Regions from separate parts of the Homo sapiens genome. Here region 2 is linked to region 1. Evidence: chromatin contacts called from ENCODE Hi-C or POLR2A ChIA-PET data. All regions are on one chromosome and are shown on one strand. The core of a region is the stretch at or near the end of the contact, and the rest is flanking DNA. Distances in the headings are between cores, read along the strand shown.

What was found. A loop is a pair of places that touch in the nucleus more often than their neighbours do. ChIA-PET counts read pairs that join two places held with the same protein, here RNA polymerase II (POLR2A). Pooled maps may share reads with other maps.
Region 2: a loop to region 1 is called in a map of heart left ventricle, with 8 times the contacts of the local background. The contact joins the promoter of CEP41 here to the enhancer-like site in region 1. A Hi-C loop is called at or near these places in 1 of 168 maps with a recorded cell type or tissue (heart left ventricle), 1 of 37 single-sample maps with no recorded cell type and 7 of 50 pooled maps. POLR2A ChIA-PET finds 5 or more read pairs at or near these places in 1 of 52 experiments (activated naive CD4-positive, alpha-beta T cell).

What each region holds. Positions count from the first base shown.
Region 1 is chr7:130,564,197-130,569,815 of GRCh38, reverse strand. COPG2 (coat protein complex I subunit gamma 2) reads left to right here. Exons shown (of 24, transcript NM_012133.6): 10 at 5,423-5,556. Among named protein-coding and RNA genes, the nearest start is that of COPG2IT1, 24 kb to the right of the region's middle. Within about 2 kb of position 3,077, at least 8 of the 41 ENCODE cell types and tissues checked have a DNase peak (open chromatin) inside an H3K27ac peak, as active enhancers do; they include heart left ventricle, where a contact is called at or near this core.
Region 2 is chr7:130,438,280-130,443,898 of GRCh38, reverse strand. CEP41 (centrosomal protein 41) reads left to right here and starts at 2,883. Exons shown (of 11, transcript NM_018718.3): 1 at 2,883-2,965. The coding sequence starts at 2,933. It overlaps LOC105375505 (a long non-coding RNA gene), which reads right to left and starts at 2,145. Exons shown (of 3, transcript XR_927973.3): 1 at 1,211-2,145; 2 at 1,010-1,129; 3 at 673-796. RefSeq lists an enhancer at 2,443-3,197.

The sequences.
Region 1 (5,619 bases), core at 1,828-4,327:
TATTTTGTTGAGGATTTCTGTGTCTGTGTTCATCAGGGATATTGGTCTGTAGTTTTCTTTTTTTGTTATGTCGTTTCCTGGTTTTGGTATTAGGGTTATACTGGCTTCTTATAATGATTTAAGGAGGATTCACTCTTTCTCTATCTTTTGGAATAGTTTCAATAAGATTAGTACCAATTATTCTTTGAATGTCTGATATAATTCAGCTGTGAGTTTATCTGGTCTTGGACTTTTTTTTGTTGGAAACTTTTTATTACCATTTCAATCTTGCTGCTTGTTATTGGTCTGTTCAGAGTTTCTATTTCCTCCTGGTTTGATCTAGGAGGGTTTGTATATTTCCAGGAATTTATCCATCACCTCTAGATTTTCTGGTTTGTGTGTATAAAGGTGTTCATAGTGGCCTTGAATGATCTTTTGTATTTCTCTAGTATTTTGGTTTTAATATCTCCCGATTCCTTTTTAATTGAGCTTACTTGGATCTTCTCTCTTCTTGGTTAGTCTTGGTAATGGTCTGTCAATTTTGTTTATCTTCAAAGAACTAGCTTTTTGTTTCATTTATCTTTTGTATTTTTTGTTGTTGTTGTTGTTTCAGTTTCATTTAATTGTGCTCTGATCTTGGTTATTTCTTTTCTCTTGCTGAGTTTAGGTTTGGTTTGTTCTTGTTTCTCTAGTTCCTGGAGGTTTGACCTTAGATCATCTATTTATGCTCTTTCAGACTTTTTGGTGTAGGCATTTAGTAGTATGAACTTTCCTCTTAGCACCTTTTTTGCTGTATCTCAGAGGTCTGTATATACTATTATTGTTCAGTTCAAAGAATTTTTTAATTTCCATCTTGATTTCATTGATGACCTGACAATCATTCAGGAGCAGATTATTTAATTTCCATGTATTTGCCTGGTTTTCAAGGTTCCTTTTGGAGTTGATTTCCAGTTTTATTCTACTGTGGTCTGAGAGTGTACTTGGTATAATTTTAATTTTCTTAAATTTATTGAGACTTGTTTTGTGGCCTGTCATATGGTTTATTTTGGAGAATGTTCCATGTGCTGATGAATAGAATGTATATTCTGCAGTTGTTGGGTAGAACGTTCTGTAAATATCTGTTAAGTCCATGTGTTGTAGGGTATAGTTTAAGTCCGTTGTTTCTTTGTTGACTTTCTGTCTTGATGACCTGTCTCGTGCTGTCAGTGGAGTATTGAAGTACACCACTATTATTGCGTTGCCGTCTATCTCATTTCTTAGGTCTAGTAGTAATTGTTTTATAAATTTGGGAGCTCCAGTGTTAGGTGCATATATATTTAGGATTGTGATATTTTCCTGTTGGACTAGTGCTTTTATCATTATATAATGTCCGTCTTTGCTTTTTAAACTATTGTTGCTTTAAAGTCCGTTTTGTCTGATATAATAGCTACTCCTGCTCACTTTTGGTGTCCATTTGCATGGAATACCTTTTTCCGCCCCTTTACCTTAAGTTTATGTGAGTCCTTATGTGTTAGATGAGTCTCTTTAAGACAGCGGACTTGGTTGGTGGATTCTTTTTTTTGAGACAGAGTTTCGCTCCTGTTGCCCAGGCTGGAGTGCAATGGCGCGATCTTGGCTCACCGCAACGTCCGTCTCCCAGGTTCAAGTGATTCTCCTGTGTCAGCCTCCCGAGTAGCTGGGACTACAGGCATCCACCACCATGCCCAGCTAATTTTTGTATTTTTAGTAGAGACAGGGTCACCATGTTGGCCAGGCTGGTCTCAAACTCCTGACCTCGTGATCTGCCTGCCTCGGCCTCCCAAAGTGCTGAGATTACAGGTGTGAGTCACCGCACCTAGCCCTCTTACATTCAGTGTTATTACTGAGATGTGAGTGAGGTACTATTCTATTCATCATGCTAGTTGTAGCCTGAATACCTTGTTTTTTATTTTTCATTGTGTTATTGTTTTATAGGCCCTGTGAGATTTTTTTCTTTAAGGAGGTTCTATTTTGGTGTATTTCAAGGTTTTGTTTCAAGATTTAGGACTCCTTCTACAGTTATTGTAGTGCTGGCTTGGTGGTGGCGAATTCTCTCAGCATCTGTTTATCTGAAAAGAACTTTATCTTTCCTTCATTTATGAAGCTTAGTTTCACTGGATACAAAATTCTTGGCTGATAATTATTTTTTTTAAGGAGGCTATCGATAGGACCCCAGTCCCTTCTAGTTTGTAGGGTTTCTGCTGAGAAATCTGCTGTTAATCTGGTAGGTTTTCCTTTATAGCTTACCTGATGCTTGTGCCTCACAGCTCTTAAGATTCTTTCCTTCATCTTGACTTTAGATAATCTGATGACTAAATGCATAGGTGATGATCTTTTTGTGATGAATTTTCTGGCTGTTCTTTGAGCTTCTTGTATTTGGATGTCTAGGTCTCTTGCAAGGCCGGGGAAGTTTTCCTTGATTATTCCTTCAAATAAGTTTTCCAAACTTTTAGATTTATCTTCTTCCTTGGGAACACCAGTTATTCTTAGGTTTGGTCATTTAGCATAATCTCAAACTTCTTGGTACCACCCAGTTGGTAGTTTTTTTATCCTCATCCTCTCCCACCCTACACCCTCAAGTAGGCTCCAGTGCCTATTGTTCCCTTCTTTGTGACCATGTGCACTCAATGTTTAGCTTCCCTTATAAGTGAAAACATGCAGTATTTGGTTTTCTGTCCCTGTGTTAATTTGCTTAGGATAATGGCCTCCAGCTCTATCGATGTTGCTGCAATGGACATAATCTCATTCATTTTTATGGCTGCATAGTATTCCATGGTGTATATGTACTACGTTTTCTTCATCCAGTCCACTGTTGTTGGGTATCTAGGTTGATTCCATGTCTTTGCTATTGTGTGTAGTGGTGCAGTGAACATAGGAGGGCCTGTGTCTTTATGGTAGAACTGTTAGTCCAAACTGTACCATTTTGTAAGCCCCTTGTCATTTCATAGACCTTGATCAAAGTGAAACATTCCTTGGGGGACTGGGCCGTGAGAAACATCCTGCCCGACTGCCTGACTTTCTTATCACATTCTGCTGGGAAAAAGTCCAAGGAACATCACTGTCACATCCTGCCAGAACAAGGGCCAAACCACCTCATCATGGGAACATCTTATCAACATCCTCCCGGGCAGCAAGCCATAACCCTCAGACCCCTCCCTCCCAGGCCTAAAATTGCCCCAGCCTGTAAGCAGAGGTGGGCCCTGGCATTAAGCTGGTGCCCCGCCTCTGCAGGTCTTATGCTGGACATAAAACCTGCATTGCTGTAGAGCCGCCAACTCTCTCTCAGTCTTTCTTTAATCCTCGCCTTCTCATCAAAACCTAAGAAGAACAATTCATATTCCTTCGGGTTCGTATTTAGTAATGGGATTGCTGGATTGAATGGTAGTTCTGAGGTCTTTGAGAAATCTCCAAACTGCTTTCCACAGTGGCTGAACTAATTTGCATTCCCAACAGCAGTGTGTAAGCATTCCCTTTTCTCTGCAACCTCACCAGCATCTGTTACTTTTTGACTTTTTAATAATAGCTATTCTGACTGGTACAAGATGGTACCAAGCATATGAAAAAATGGTCAACATCACTAATCATTAGAGAAATGCAAATCGAAACCACAATGAGATACAATTTCACACCAGTCAGAATGACTATTTTTATGCTTTCAACAGTTTCACTCTGATGTGTATATATTTGAATATTTTTGTATTTATTCTGCTTGAGACTTTTTGAGCCTCTTGGGTACATAAATTAATGTTTTTTCTAAATCAAACTTATGAGGTTTTCAGCCATGGTTTCTTCTTATGTTCTTTTTCCCCTTTGTGTCTCTCTTTTCCTATGAAAACTCCTATCATCCAAAATGTTGGTACCCTTGGTCATGTTACACAGGTCTCCAAAGCACTGTTCATTTTTCTTCCTTCTTTTTTTATTTTCATCAGCTGGTTTATCTCAGTAGATCTACAAGTTTTCTTATTCTTTCATCTGCCTGTGCAAGTCTGCTATTGAACTTTTTCTGGTGAATTTTTCATTCCAGTCATTGCACTTTGCAAATCTAGAATTTCTATTTGGTTTCTTAAAAAAAAAAATCATTTCTGTCACTTTATTGGTAGTCTCATAAGACATCTTGTTGTACTTCCCTTTAAATTAAATATTTTAGTTTCCTTTAGTTCTTTGAACATATTTATATTAGCTGACTTAAAGTTTTTGCCAGTAAGTTCAACATCTGGGCTTCCTCAGGAATAAATTCTATTGACTACTTTTTTTCCCCCATAGATGGGTCATAGTTAAGTATTTCTTTGTGTGTCTCATAATTATTTTGTCAGAAACATTATATTTTAAATATTATAATGTGACAACACTGGTAATCAGACCTTCCCTTTCCCTATCCCTGGGGTTTGTTGTTTTTGTTGTTGTTTGTGACCTTCCTGGACTATTTCTGTAGTCTTTATTCTGTATCTTGTATAGACACTGAAGTCTTTGTTTGATTAGCTGAGTCACAAATAATAATTTGACAGATTTTCTTAAATGCTTTAAACCAGTATGTCTCCCATCATTTTCCAACGGGTGCTGTGTATGTTGGGGCGTGCTTTCCATGCCCCGGGAGTTCACAGCTCTGCCTTAGCCTTCACTTCCTGCTTTGTGCAGAGCCTCAGAGTCAAGCAAAGGTTAGAGAGCGGAGCTCTGTCAGGTCTTTAGTGGCTGTTTGCTTAGCCCTGCACATGCACATGACCTTCTGTATCCCCAGAAATATTTTAGAAATTTTCAAAGCCCCCTAAGGACATCTCATTTCTCAAATTTTCCTTTTAAGTTTTTTGGCCAGCCTCTTGTTTGCCCCTGCTAAAATTGCTGCTTCTGGCAGCTGCAAGATTAACCAAATACTACTGATTTTTTTGGACAAACTCCCTGGGCATAGGGCTTTTCATGCTGAATGAGCTCTTGAGTCAGGTGAAGTAAAGATTAGCCTGTGAATAGGGCTTTTCTAGGAGCACCAGACAGGTCACATAGTGACAGTTCTCTGGGGATGAGATTTTGGCCCAGAGCTGCTTTTGTAGCTAGGCTGCTGGCATTCACAGTTACTGTGGTTCTGAGGCTGCTGGTTTCCAAGACTGCTATGGAACTGGGAAGAGGTGCATGGAAATTGAGAATGAGTAGGTTAAAACACCAGAAACTTCACCATTTTTACTAAGATTCAGCTACTTTTCTTAAATAGATGTTCAGGATTGTTGCAAATCTTTGATTAATTTTTTAGAGTTCTGCAAAAGTTGATTTTGACAATTTTGCCAGTGTTCTAATTGCTTTGTGATGAAATGAATTTTTAGAAATCCCTCATCCACCATTCCAGAAGTGCCTCTCAATCTGCCTGTGCTTTTAATCCCTATGCATATTGCCTCTCTATTTGATATCTAAATAATGGCCTATAAATATTTATTGGCAGCCATGAAAGTCCACTGTTTGATTTCATTGAGAGCTGCTTGCGAAATAAACATGAAATGGTTATTTATGAAGCTGCTTCAGCTATCATCCATCTTCCTAACTGCACTGCAAGAGAGTTGGCACCTGCTGTTTCAGGTTTGTTTTATATTTGATGGCTGGCTTTTATGTTCCTAAGTTTTTGCTTTAAGTTTCATAGGT
Region 2 (5,619 bases), core at 1,634-4,133, 130 kb after region 1:
CCAATTATTTCCTTAGGAGGAATTCTTAGCATATTAAGATTTGAGGACTTCTCAATACCTACTCTCAAATTATTCTTCAAAATGATCATGCTCCTTTATATTCGCACTAACAATATGTGATCATGTTGTTTCATGAATCATTAGCCAGCACTAAGCATTATTGTTAAAGAAAAAAACTTTTGTACATTTGATAGTTGAAAAATGGGATCTAGTTATCTTGCTCTGTATTTTTTTTTTTTTTTTTTTGAAACGGAGTCTCGCTCTGTCGTCCAGGCTGGAGTGCAGTGGTGTGATCTCGGCTCACTGCAAGCTCCGCCTCCTGGGTTCACGCCATTCTCCTGCCTCAGCCTCCCGGATAACTGGGACTACAGGCACCCGCCACCGCGCCTCGTTAATTTTTTGTATTTTTAGTAGAGACGGGGTTTCACCGTGTTAGCCAGGATGATCTCAATCTCCTGACCTCGTGATCCGCCAGCCTCCCAAAGTGCTGGGATTACAGGGGTGAGCCACCGCGCCCGGTGCTCTGTGTTTTTTTGATATGTTTATTGGATGTTTTTCTTTTATCAGTTATCATTTTGTACCATTTGCCTATTTTTTACAAATAGAGACACGGTCTCACTGTGTTGCCCAGGCTGGTCTTGAATTTTTGGCCTGAAGTTATCCTCCTGCCTTGGTCTCTCAAAGTGCTGGAATTACAGGCGTGAGCCATTGCCACCACCATTTGCCTATTTTTTCAAAGTAAGCACTTGGCGTTCGTTTTGATCCAGTTTTGGCATAGCAGGATCCAAAAGGAATCCTAAAGAGAAATACATGATGTTAAAAGTCTTTTGGTTTATAGCTTTAAGCTTTCCAAGGATTCCATTGAGGCCAAATGTGAAGGAAAGGGGTGACTCTTTTAAAGGAGAGTCTCCTTGGACCACAACACCCCCCGCTCCCCACCCGCCGGCCAGAATCAGAATTGAGGGATTGGGGAGGGAACATGTATTTAAATTACCCCACCCAGACACACAGACACACAGTCAGTTGGATCCAAGAACCAGCCGGGTTCTATAATCTCTCTATAATGCTTCCTGTGCAGTCCAAATGTGACAACCACGATGACTAGTGAGGCAAGTAAACCAGATGTTCTCTGGAACAAAAGAGAGACAACCGTACAAAGAAGTGAGCCAAAACACTGAAGAATGGAAGTTGAATGGACTGTTGGACCTACTTGTACTTTCTGCTGTTTTGGCTTTTTGACTGTTGTTCTTTAACTTGATTAATGCATTATCGCCCATCTACTCAGTTCCTCAAGTTAGAGAAACTATAGCCATCTTTGATGAATTTCTATTCCTTGCACCCCTTACCTCTTCTCATGTATACTATTGATTTTACCTACACGTCTTTAAATCTCTCCTTTTCTGTCTTTCTCACCACCTCTGAGTGTAGTCCCCTATCATCTCCCTCTCTCCTTTCCCGTTATTCTATCCATAATCTCTATGGTTACCCACAAGGTGCACCAGGTAAGCATACATTCTAAATACTAATGAATCTAGAAGTTTCTGCTTGCTATGCAAAAGCTTCTAGATTAACATTCTTCCCTCTGCCTCCTTCCAATTTTTTGCAGCCTTCAAACCCTTCCTTAGCAGAGGAGTGAGAGACTGAGAATTTTAGAGGGGTTAAAGAACTGGCAAAGATTATGGAAATTAAGACAAAACTTAATAAACATGAAAGAGTGACATGAAAAGTCCAAGAAGCAGCTGTGGCCAGAATTCAAAATTCTGGTCAAGCAGCACTGACTGGCAACATGATCCAAGGTGTAGCCCTAAGGTTGGGTTGCTGAAGTGCCTAAGAGAACAAGGGCATGTGAGGCCATGTTGTTGAATGGGTCATCTCACAGACCCTGAAGTAGCTCAAATGTGTGCTATTATTCACTAACAGACAACTGGCGAGTATGAACTGCTCAGAGTAACCTTTCTCCATTCCTGGAAAAACAACTTAGAGCAAAGGACAAAGGGTTACTGTGTTGTTCCTTTCATGTAAAAGGAAATAATAATTTTGATGGATTTGGTGGGACATTTAGGAGCCAAGTCAAACTGTGTGTGTAATTGTTTTGTAAAGGTGCTAGGACTTCATTTTCAGATCCGGAATGGGAACAGGTGGTGGCTGGTGGCAGGAGTCACAATGGTTTCCATGACGACGGGATTGGGTCCTAGTCATCCTCCCATTCTCCACAAGACCTACTGCAGCTTTTCTCATAAGGTGCTTATTAAGTATTTGTTAAATGAACGATGAACCACAGAATAGCGCGTGTGCTTTGCAATTAAGGATGTCGCTCTATAGCTAGCCTAAAAGCTTTTAAAGCACCGATAATTACTGTATTTACCCATGTATTTTGCATAATTCGCATATTAACTTAACCAGAAAATAATAAACCATACTCTCCCATTTCTGCTGAACAACCCTGGCCCATATAATATTCCCTGTTGTGGAATCAGTAGCCCAGATGTTTGGTTGAAACGGCCATAAAACGGAGCTGGGGGATGGGGAGTCTTGTGTTGTATTTATGGTTCCACATTAGCTAAAACTCGTGTTTTGTCCCGGCTCTCAAGCCACTGCCCCCGCCCCCGGCTTTGCGCAGGCGCCAGCCTTCCCCTCCCCCCGCGCCTCTCTTCCCGCCCTAAGGCTGGAGCCGGCGAGCCCCAGCCCAGAGAACAAAAGGCCTCGCTAGCCGGCGTCCCGCGTTGCCCTTGGCAACCATTGAGCGGCGTCTTGCCCTTCTGCGACCCTGAGATGAGAGAGTAAACGGGGCCCCCATTGGCCGGCCGGGGAAGACGGGCCAATCGGAGAAGAGGGTATAGGGAGGCGGCTGAACAAGGTTGTGGGGGTAGGAAGCTAGGGTTAGAGGCAACCCGTGAGGCTAGAACCCCGAACGTGGTCGGTTGGAGAAAATATGTCCCTCCGGAGGCACATTGGGAACCCTGAGGTGAGGGCCAGGTCTCGGCCGGAGAGCCGGAGGGGGCGGGCGCACCGGAAAAGGCTCATGTGGGCAGGGAAGAGCAGCCAGCGACTTCCGCCGCCCGGAAGGCGGGAAGGGGCCGGCGTGAGGAGGGGTCGGGATGCAGGGGCGGGGCGGGCCGGGCTTGGGGGCCGCGGGGCAGCGTTCAGGACCCCGTTTTGAGGAGCGATCTCTCCCCGCGTACGCACGCCAGTACTTGTGACTGCGAGGAGCGAAGTACCCAAAGACACAGCCCTTGCCCTCAAATGGCTTACAGTCTCGGAGTGACAGTTACAAAACAGAAAAGACAAAGGAAGCGCTGCACACTAATGGCACGTGTTGAAAGCCAGCCAGCATCTCTGATTGTGGGGATACAGGAAGAGCAGGAGTAAGCTGACCAAACCTTTGGAAAACGGGCAAAATAGGACATTAGGCTTACCCCTCTCTCCATAGGACCCTTCAGTTTCTTCATCTGTTTCACCGCTAGTCCCCTGCTGCATTTGTGGCAGTTTCAACAAACGTTATTGGAAACTTCCACGGTGCAGTAGGTGCTAGACGTACAAAGAAGACAAGGCCTCTGCCCTTTAATAAATTGCGTATAGTGGACCAGGCGCGGTGGCTCAGCCTGTAATCCCAGCACTTTGGGAGGCCGAGGCGGGCGGATCACGAAGTCAGAAGTTTGAGACCAGCCTGGCCAACATGGCGAAACCCCGTCTCTACTAAAAATACAAAAATTAGCCGGGCGTGGTGGTGAGGCGCCTGTAATCCCAGCTACTCGGTAGGCTGAGGCAGGAGAATCGCTTGAACCCAGGAGATGGAGGTTCCAGTGAGCCGAGATCGTGCCATTGCACTCCAGCCTGGGTGATAAGAGCGACTCTGTCTCAAAAAAATAAAAATAAACAATAAATAAATTGCGTCTAGTGAAGGAGCCTGTGAACAGAATTTGAGTACAGTGTGGTCGGGGAGCAAGATGTTACGAGAAAATAGGTAGTACTCAACTGAGGGAGTGAGAGAAGGGTTGTGGAGATGGAAGGGGTGGCAAGGCCATTCATTAGCCAGGTGAAGCATCATCCCGGGTAGAACAGCCCAAGTGAAGGTAAGGAGTGTGTGAACTCAGAACAGGCCCCTGTAGGAGTCCAGGCTTTCTCTGCCTTGCTGAGGTTCTTAGCCTTTATCCCAAATAGGAGTTGTAACTGTTTCATCTCTTGGTGGCTGCCTGGTACTAGGCTGAGAAAGCTGTAAGGCTGAGTCTAAGCCCTGCAAGAGAGCCATGGTCAATTGGTAATGTCTAAATGCTGCATGATCTCACTTATACGTGGCATCTTAAAAAGTCCAGCTCATAGAAGTAGAGAATAAAATGGTGGTTACCAGAGCCTGGAGGGTGGGGGGAAGGAGGGCAGAAATGGGAAGATGTTGATCCAAGGGCACAAAGTTACAGTTAAACAGGAGGAATGGTTTTTGAGATCTCTGGCACAGCATGGTGACTATAGTTAATAATAATTACAGCAGACTCATAACCCCCAGTAGAAAATCCATGTACAACTTTTTACTCCCCTCCCCCCTGCAAAAAAACTTAACTACTAATAGCCTACTATTGACTGGAAGGCTTCCTGATAACAGAAACACTTGATTAACATATTTTGTATCTCATATGTATTATGTACTGAATTCTTAAAGTAAGCTGGAGGAAAGATTATTATTAAGAAAATCATAAGGAAGAGAAAATATATTTACTATTCATTAAGTGGCAGTGTATCATCATAAACATCTTCATCCTAATTGTCTTCATTGCTAAGGGGCAAGGAAAAGGAGGGGTTGGTCTTGCTGCCTTAGGGGTGACAGAGGCAGAAGAAAATCTGGGTATAAGTGGATCTGCACAGTTCAAGCCCATGTTGTCCAAAGTTCAACTATATTGTAGATTTCAAAATAGAGTAAATTGTATATTTTATGAGAGTAAATTTCAAATATCTCACCTCAAAAAAAAGATAAGTGGGTTGATGGATATGTTAATTTGATTTAATCATTCCACATTGTGTGTGTGTGTATATACCAAAACATCAAATTGTACCCCATAAATGTATAAAGTTATGATTTGTCTATCAAAATATTAATAAAAATGTTAATATTGTGTATCATGGGGGTGGGAGAGATAGGTGAGGAGAATGGCAGTTTGCCACATATTTATCTTGTCTGCTGGTCAGGATTTGAGAAATTTTTTGAGTTATTAAAGGAGTGACATGGTCAGATTTGCATTTTAGGCAGATGGCTGTAGCTACATTGTGGAAGATGGGTTTGAGGAGGCTCCAGGACTGGAAATGAGATTGGTTAAGTGGTTACTATTTTTTATTTATTTATTTATTTTTGAGACAGAGTCTCACTCTGTCACCCAGGCTGGAGTGCAGTGGGGAGATTTCAGCTCACTGCAACCTCCACCTCCCGGGCTCAAGCAATTATCCAGCCTCAGCTTCCTGGGTAGCTGAGACTATGGCGCACACCAACAAAGCCTGGCTGGTTTTTGTGGATTTTGTAAAGATGCGGTTTTACCATGTTGCCCAGTCTGGTCTCAAACTTTTGAGCTCAAAGCCACCCGCCTGCCTTGGCCTCCCAAAGTGCTGGTATTACAGGCATGAGCCACCGCGCCC